Regions from separate parts of the Homo sapiens genome. Here all the other regions are linked to region 3. Evidence: chromatin contacts called from ENCODE Hi-C or POLR2A ChIA-PET data. All regions are on one chromosome and are shown on one strand. Each heading gives the region's core, a stretch centred on a gene start or an enhancer-like site at or near the end of the contact. The rest is flanking DNA. Distances are from core to core; before and after follow the strand shown. Region 1 overlaps SFMBT2 (Scm like with four mbt domains 2). Region 2 overlaps SFMBT2 (Scm like with four mbt domains 2). Region 3 holds the start of LINC00707 (long intergenic non-protein coding RNA 707).

Region 1 (2,774 bases), core at 162-2,661, 480 kb before region 3:
ACCCCATGTAATAAGGGGAGCCCAGTGGTGTGGCCATGCCACCGGGCCTTGCCCTTCAGCGCTGTCACCCCTGCCCCCAGGGAGGGCACACTGAGGAGGCTGGCCTACTTTGCTGGGTGTCAATAAAAGGTGTGGGGACTGTTCATTCCTGAGCTTTCTCTCTTCCGTCCTTCCGCCAGCCACCCTACTTTGAATCTGCCTGTCTCAATGACATAAAGTCAAGGATAAGATAAAATCTGCCTCCAGTTTTGTCGCCAGTGCCATTTATAACCAGAAAGGCCAGCACGAACATGTCAGATAAACCTTTACATGAATATATGATGTCCTGCACTTAACAACTTGATGAAAGGAAAGGCTCAGTTTAGGAGAGTGGAAACCTGCTTTAAAGCTCCTTAATATTTAACAAGATCTTGCACTTGTGGTGACCTGCAAAGTCTCTAGATCACAACAGGATTTATTCTTTTCCCTGCCGGCATCTGGATTCTCCTAAAAGTAAATCCATCCAGACATGCCTGCATACGTAACCCCCACCCGGCAAAGGGATCAGAACATTTGGTCATTTCGCCTGTGAGTCTGTACTGATTCATGCACTCCCTGATCCTCAGTCATTGCTGAGCATCCGAAGATTCTGAGAGACTGCAGGTCTATAAACAATGGGACAGGGAGCCAAGGCATGGCCAGAGTGTTACAAACCCTGGCTTTCTGTGTGATAAGCCACTCACCTTGAGGACGTTTTTGGAATATGCATTAACCTTTCAGACCTTTCGGGATAGCATAAAAAGGTACGAAGGAAAAACATAATTGAAGCCATAGATGAATCATAGGAACTCAAAAACCATTCTTCATTGGAAAGTGTTGCAGTGAATTGGTGAGCGTTTCTAGTGATTCGCACCCACGGGCTGCAGACCTTGTGCTGGGTACTGTGCATATACTATCTCACATCCCCACAGTAACCTGACTCGAGAGGCACAGGAGTCTTACTGGTTAAGTTCAGGAATTGCCAGGCTCAGAGAAGTTAATTTCTAGTCATACCTCATACAGAGAGACCATGGGTGAGCCAGGATGCACAGACGTACCTCAAACCCAAGGCCACACTTTTTTTTTTTTAATGTTTCTTTGTTAAACTGGGGTATTTAAAGACTGCGCAAACTCAGTATTATTATAACAAAGAACCAGAAAATGAATTCTGAGAGTATTCAGTGTTGCCTATTCAGTATGGTATTTGAACTGGAGTATGTTGCTCAACTCCTTATTACTCAGTTGCTTTTGACGAGGGCTCTCCTGGGATTTTGGCCAGGATGATTTTTTTATTGTACTAAGTGACAACTGCCCCTGCCCCTTGCCAAATAACTGTCTGCACTGGGGAATGTGGTAGATGCCGCCTGTGTAGAATTAGAACCAGTGGTGTAAGCCGGAAGAGTGGCCCCATTTTTCTTGTCAGTGATTGGCTTAGGGAGAGATTTGTGACCAATTTGGGTCAGTAATAAATGAGGACATCTGCTGGTAGTTTCTGGAATAGGTTTCCTTGCTTTGAAGAAGCAGCATAGGGAAGAGGGGGCCTTGCTCTGCCTGAGAGGCCTGGAGTTTCTGCAGCCATCTTGAGCCCACAAGGGAGGAGCTGGACTGGGGAAAGCTGTCATATTTAGGGTGTGGAAGGAGGAGGATGAAAAGAACCGAGGCCATTTCTGACATTGCTCATGGCTCTGTTCACCAGGCTTTTCTATTCACTTGCCTTTTCTCTGGACCCCTTTGCTGTGTGAGATAATGGATTTCCTTATGGTTTATACCAGGTCGAGTAGGGTTTTCTGTCTGGTCTTTGTGTGAGAAGGCCCTTTAATAGATAAAGGCTTCCTTGGGGACCAGTACCATTTCAGGTGACTGGTCTGCTTGTCTGTAGGTTGGAAATGATTGCTTACTCCTTGCAAACAGAGAACCCATTGCTGCCATAGTGGTAGTAGGCAGTGGGTTAAGGAGTACTTGAGTTATTGTTATTGTCCTGTGCATGCAAAGCACCTCTTGTACCACCATATTGTGGTCACCATTGTTTATGGTTATTGCTGTCATTCATAACAGCATCTTTGAATCTTATACACTAGACATTCAAAGTGGAGGCAGTGGGAGGGTAACAGCAGCACCAGGTCTGCAGTGTAGACTGGCAGCACCGGGTCTGCAGTGTAGACTGGCACAAATGTAAGTGTGAATTTCCAGTTCTTGCTGAGACAGCATCAGAGTGAGTCAAAATTAACAGGGTTGGTTGGCACTGCTGATCACACCAAGGGGCTGAAGGGTGGGTACTAGAGTGAGTTAATGCTGGAGACAGAGGCAGAGAGAATCCACTGATGCTGAGGAAGCTCATCAGAAGTGTAGGGGGAGGAGACCACAAGGTCAGGTGTCTCATCAGCGATACCTGACTTCTCTCTTAACCGAATCTGAATCAGTGGTCCTCAACTCAGGGGCCAGGGGCATGTGCCCTTCAGTGGACATGTGGCAAAGCCAGGAGACATTTCAGTTGTCCCAGGTGGGGGATGCAGTCAGCATCTAGTGGATAGACCCCAGAGATGCAGTTGCAACATCCTACAGTGGCAGAACAGCCCCCCAACAAAGATTCTGGCCCCCAAAGGCCAATAGTGTTGAGGCTGACCATCCCTGTTTCTCACCTGGAAGTGGTTGATGGAGGGAGCCGAGGGCAGCTGGGGTGTGAGGAAGGCTCTGGAGACTGAAGCTGTTATTAGATCCAGTCCAGGCTGCTTGGCAGTGGGCACTTTCCAGTGGGG
Region 2 (2,919 bases), core at 381-2,880, 460 kb before region 3:
GTTCTGTTTCTGTTTCTGCCATCTCTTAGCTGTGCAGTCTTGGGCAAGTCAGTTAACTGCTCTGGGCATTAGTTCTGAGTCCTGTGGGTTATGGACTGGATAGAGCACAAAACAGTGCTTCAGACCATTTAGGAACATGAGCCCTGATGGATTTGATGAAACTTACTAAGCTTTTCCTTTGGAGTGTTCCCACGTGAACATGCATTTTAACGGTTGTGGAAATTCCTTCTTTACAGGGTACCGCAGCTCCACCAAAATCACATGCTCTTTATATACGTATGTGTGTGTATGTGTATATATGCAAGATAGACTAAATAACAGTAATTTAACAGATATTTATTGAGCATTCATAGGCTCAATTCTGGACAATGTTCCCATTGTGGAGCTTTTATTTTAATGGAGGGAGACAGACTATAAACAGAATCAATAAGTAAATAAATCTAGTATGTTACATATTAAATGCTAAGGAGAAAAATACACCAAGGCAGGGATGTTGGGGTCCTGGGACTGTGCCCCCCGGTAGCAGTGAGGACCCCAGGAGGCCTTGGTGTTAGTTTCCCTGTTGGTAGGCACTTGGCTTTGCACCCTGAGCCAGATCGCCGTGCATCAGTTTTCAGGACTGTCCAGTGGAGTCCAGGTGCCCAGCAGAGTGAAAATGATAGAAGTCAAAGGATTTTCATAATCCTTTCAGGTGGTGGGAGGATGAGATTCTCAACAGGGCTCTCGGACATGACCTCACTGGGAAGGCCCCATCTGATCCTTTGTTGCTTGAAGTTGACTTTCACAGGCAAACCTTCAGTAAACTATTTACCAAAATTAGCACAGGCAAGAACAGAAGTGAATTTCCTTTCCTGCTTCACTTTGAACTAAATTGCTTCCAGAAAAAAAATGAAGGGGCCAGGAATCATAGCTTTGTAAAACTCTCAAGGTTTCCTAAGAAAGACTGGGTTATGTCTGTTGAATTGGGAAAGGGATCTTTTTTTCTGGCCTGTTTTAGATACTAAGTTACTTAAATCCATCTTGCTTTTCAGTGATGGTCCATCTGATTTTTACCCTCTGCTTTGTTTATCGGCATGTCTTGTTCTTATTTCTTCATTGATGTTTCTTCTTATATTCAGTGGACATTTATCCCGTTCCTATGTACAAAGCACTTTCTATGCATTTGGAAATACTTGTGTTAACAAAAAGACATCACTCTCCTCTAATAACTTATGCTCTATGGCATTGGAAGACTGATGTGTAATCGGTCTAGGAAGGAATGAGAGTTTTCAATACAGAAGTTGAAGTCTGAAATTTTAGGAGCGCAGAGTGAGGGCGGTTTATTCCAGCCAGATCAGAAGCATTGAAATATGAGATGTACCTTGAAAACGCACTGTGTTTTGATAGCTTAAACATGGCATTGGGGGTTGTTGTAGTCCATGAGGCTTAGTGTGAACGATTTCCTCTCGGGCTGGAGGGTGGGGTGTTCTGAGGGAAAAGGTGCAGGAGGAGGCTAGAAAGCTCCAAGCCAGATCTTGGAGATTCTTGAGTGATCTGGTGTAAAGAGTTTGGTGCTGGCTGTGGACACTGAGAAACGGTTTCACTTTTCAGTTCCTGTCTTGGCTGTCATCTAAGCTGGGGTTTGTCTGTCTGACTTCCTCCATTCATTTTTCTTCAAGCTATAGCCATTGGTTGACTTCTCTAAGTCTTTGATTTTGTTCATTCTCACTCTTCCAGATAACCTAGTTATTTATCTTTTCATTAATAGGACCACAGCAGTCAATTCTAACTTTTTATCAGCTGAATTAATTTAGTAATGGACATTGAAAATGCCAGTTTGTATTCAAATCATTTTGATGAACTATATTAATTGCCTTTGGAAGCTCTGCCACTATTTTATACTAGCATTATATGTAACTCTAAAGAATTAACCTTTGGCTCCCCCATTTTTTTTCTTTTAGGTTTTTAACAATCACTTTTTTCAAGTGACTATTGATGACCTAAGACCTGAACCAAGTAAACTGTCAATGCTGTGCCATGCAGATTCTTTGGGGATTTTGCCAGTACAGTGGTGCCTTAAAAATGGAGTCAGCCTCACTCCTCCCAAAGGTTTGTATTCTGTGAAGGTATGCAGGGTCTGGAGATTCAGGAGGGTGTCTTACTGTCATTGAAGTAACACCTGCATTAATCTGGGGAGGCTGGTTGTGTAAAGGGTTTAGATGTAGTAGAAATAGGGCGTTCTTCATCAGCTTGACATAGGTGTCAGTTACAGCTCCATCCCCTGGCGAGGCGAGTGGCCTTGGGCTTCTCACTTCTGTCCACAGGAGTTTCCCCATCCGTTACCGCATTATTGGCAGATGTGCTGCTATTGTGTAGACTTAGAGGGTGCAGCATTGCTAAGTGATTGAGCTCAAAGACTTGAAAGTGTCTGAGAAGTGGCTTTACAAATGTAACACAATGTTGGTGAAGCATTTCTTTAGAGTGTTTATTTCCAGCGAGCTAAGCTTTCTCCAGAGTCAATTTGCTTTCAGATATCCGACAATTAGATGCTATAATACTTTAAAATAATTACACTGGGAGCCAGGATGCATTAAAATAATTTTAAATTGGGATTCAAGAACCACATTGTTAGTGAATGCCAGTCTTAGAGTTTACCAGTGTGGTTTGTTGTCCTCTATAGGTCAGGTTTATTCAGGAAGAAAGCAGTAAGATGAGAGGTGAGACTAAGAGAAGAATAATAAAGGTATAGTAAGAAGAAGAAAATTGGAAAAAGATGAGAAAAGTAAACTTATTGGGGAGGATTTTAACAGACAAACTTAAATAATAAGGGGTTTTGTACTAACCTTTCCAGATCTCTAGGGATTGGATTGCTTGGGACATTAACCCTATTGGGAGAATCATGCAGTTCCCACAGGTTGAGTCCCATCTTGCCTGGTGGCC
Region 3 (2,700 bases), core at 58-2,557:
TTAACAGACGACTCAAATCTGCTGCAGCACTGCCAATTTTCCAGTAAATCTTCTTTTAATTTAAAGTTATTGAATCATCAATCGCTTCCCACTGTTCACTTAAAGCATAATCAATTTATTACTTTCTCCAAATAAGATAAGCCTAAACCAACCGGCAATTCCAACTCAGGTTCTTTATTTATTTCTTGTACCAGTTTATAAACTTAAAGATTAGCAGAGATGCCCTGACTTGACCGGATGGTCCCGGTTTCCTGTGATGATCAACAGTCCTTGAAAGAGAAAGGACTTACCACTGTGGATTTAAGGGAAAAAATAGTTCAAAACAATGGATATTGTTTAACTTCTCATACTAAGATGTAATTTACATTGTCAGGAAACCTAGATTCTCTCTCTCTGTTCTTCTTTCAGTTTCCTATGGTCTTCTCTGTGTGCAAATGACTGGCAAGCCTAGGAAAGGTACCAGCCTTGCGTTAACTTAACCCTTGGCTCTGCCTCAGCCTTCTTAATTAGGAATGAGTATACTACAAAGGTGGGTAAGAAATGAAGTGGTGATGGCTGGTGGGGCTACTCAGTGAAGGCACAATCATGTCTTCCCCAGTGCTTTCTTCAAGGTCATAGAAGGACCCAAACACTAAACCAATCTTCTTCTTCAGGTGTTTCTCAGGGCTGGTGGTTCTTGGCAACTATGAGTTGCAGTTGGCCTCAAAGCCCTAAGATGCACCTGTTGCGTGTATGTATTTCAGGTTGAATCTCATACATGACAGATTCTGGAAGGCTTAACAAAGTCAGTGCTGGATAAAGGCAGCATGATGATACTGACTTTTCTGAAATTTTTTGTTGGTTATGGCCAATAATTAATATAAACCGTTCTCTTGCATTTAAGCCTGACTTAACTACTTCTGAGTTTTATTGTGGGATATAAAAATTAAAAATATTGTATTAGCATTCTCTAGAAGGACAGGACTAATAGGATAGATGCATATATGAAAGGGAGTTTATTAAGGAGTATTGACTCACATGATCACAAGGTGAGGTCCCACAACAGGCCATCTGCAAGTTGAGGAGCAAGAAAGCCAGTAAAGTCCCAAAACCTCAAAAGTAGGAAAGCTGATAATGCAGCCCTCAGTCTGTAGCCGAAGGCCTGAGAGCCCCTGGCAAACCACTCGGGGGGTAGGTCCAAGAGTCCAAAAGCTGAAGAACCTGGAGTCTGATGTTTGAGGGCAGGAGGCATCCAACACAGGGGAAAGATGAAGGTCAGAAGACTCAGGCAGTCTAGTCCTTCCACGTTCCTCTGCCTGCTTTATTTTAGCCACACTGGCAGCTGAGCTGGCAGCTGGGTGCCCACCCAGATTGAGGGTGGGTCTGCCTCTCCCAGTCCAGTGACTCAAGTGTTAATCTCCTTTGGCAACACCCTCACAGACACCCCGGGGCAATACATTGCATCCTTCAATCCAATCAAGTTGACACTCAATATTAACCATCACAAATAGTAAGCAAAAATGATAATTTTTACCATTATTATCTCAAAATTATGAAAGCTTTTATCTATAGCACTTCCAGTTTTTTAAAAGTGAGATTCATAAGACTGTGTTTACCCACCACACTGAATGCTACTGTCATGACTTGGCATGAAAAATAGCCACCCACTCAGAGTCCAGGAACACTGTGCCCTCCCCTGTGACGTCAACCTGCCTGGTTTATTCAGTGTGTGGCTGTTGCTCAGCATTCACCCAACAACATTTTTGATGCATGATGCATATGGTGCTAAATGCTGGGAATGCAAACCTGAGTAAGGTATTGTCCTAATTCCTGCCTAACGGTTTTCTGGGTTTCACTGGCTATGATTTCTGATCCCTCCCTCCCTCCCTCCCTCCCTCCTTCCCTCCCTCTCTTCCTTCCTTCCTTCCTCCCTCCCTCTCTCCTTCCTTTCTTCCATTTTTTTCTTCCTTCCTCCCTCTCTTCTTCCTTCCATTTCCTTCTTTCCCTCCCTCCTTCCCTGCCTTCCTTCCTTCCTTCTTCATTCTCTCCCTCCCTCCCACCCTCTTTCTTTCTTCCTTCCTTCCTTCATCACTCCCTCCCTCCTTCCTTCCTTCCTTTCTTCCTTCCTTCCTCCCTCTCTCCTTCCTTCCTTCCATTTCCTTCTTTCCTTCCTTCCCTCCCTCCCTTCCCTCCTTCCTTTCTTCCTTCTCTCTCTCCCTCCCCCCCCCCACCTACCTTCCTTCCTTCCTTCCTTCCTTTCTTCCTTTCTTCCTTCCCTCCCTTGTTTCTTAACCATTGCTTGTTAAGGGATGGCTCTGCACTGAATTCTGGTAATCACCGTGCTTTTCTTTTACTAAAGGTGGAACACAGGGGTGAATCGTTTAGGGCAACTAAGGGTATGTGGGAGAGGTTGATGCTTTCCCTCTCACAGGTGAGTCTCAAGCCTCCAAGGAAATGACAGAAATGCTTACAGATGGTTTTAGGCAGTGGTGCCTTATGGGGGGGTAAGTTTTTGCTTTCTTTTCCTAAGAAAAGAACAATCCAATCTGATTGCTTCCCAGTGTTTTGGAATTGGATTTGTGTTTTGCAGTGATGAACCTGGCCTTAAGGTAGGTGCGGGGTGAGCCCATTAGAGATAAAAGGTAAAACCAGAAATCCAGTGGACAGCCATCTGAAACCCGTTCAGCCTGAAGCACTTTTTTCTAGACTCAAGAGCATCGT

What was found. A loop is a pair of places that touch in the nucleus more often than their neighbours do. ChIA-PET counts read pairs that join two places held with the same protein, here RNA polymerase II (POLR2A). Pooled maps may share reads with other maps.
Region 1: a map of prostate gland shows a loop between it and region 3 (2.9-fold over the local background). The contact joins the enhancer-like site here to the promoter of LINC00707 in region 3. A Hi-C loop is called at or near these places in 2 of 168 maps with a recorded cell type or tissue (IMR-90 and prostate gland) and 2 of 50 pooled maps. POLR2A ChIA-PET finds 5 or more read pairs at or near these places in 1 of 52 experiments (activated CD4-positive, alpha-beta T cell).
Region 2: a map with no recorded cell type shows a loop between it and region 3 (2.2-fold over the local background). The contact joins the enhancer-like site here to the promoter of LINC00707 in region 3. A Hi-C loop is called at or near these places in 1 of 168 maps with a recorded cell type or tissue (prostate gland) and 1 of 37 single-sample maps with no recorded cell type.

Annotation. Positions count from the first base shown.
Region 1 is chr10:7,259,293-7,262,066 of GRCh38, reverse strand. The region is part of intron 7 of SFMBT2 (Scm like with four mbt domains 2); the gene reads left to right. Among named protein-coding and RNA genes, the nearest start is that of SNORD129, 74 kb to the right of the region's middle. Within about 2 kb of position 1,411, at least 12 of the 41 ENCODE cell types and tissues checked have a DNase peak (open chromatin) inside an H3K27ac peak, as active enhancers do; they include prostate gland, where a contact is called at or near this core.
Region 2 is chr10:7,242,727-7,245,645 of GRCh38, reverse strand. It overlaps SFMBT2 (Scm like with four mbt domains 2), which reads left to right. Exons shown (of 21, transcript NM_001387889.1): 9 at 1,941-2,088. Among named protein-coding and RNA genes, the nearest start is that of SNORD129, 57 kb to the right of the region's middle. Within about 2 kb of position 1,630, at least 3 of the 41 ENCODE cell types and tissues checked have a DNase peak (open chromatin) inside an H3K27ac peak, as active enhancers do.
Region 3 is chr10:6,778,205-6,780,904 of GRCh38, reverse strand. It overlaps LINC00707 (long intergenic non-protein coding RNA 707), which reads right to left and starts at 1,307. Exons shown (of 5, transcript NR_038291.1): 1 at 1,018-1,307. It overlaps LINC00706 (long intergenic non-protein coding RNA 706), which reads left to right and starts at 1,725. Exons shown (of 2, transcript NR_108074.1): 1 at 1,725-1,794.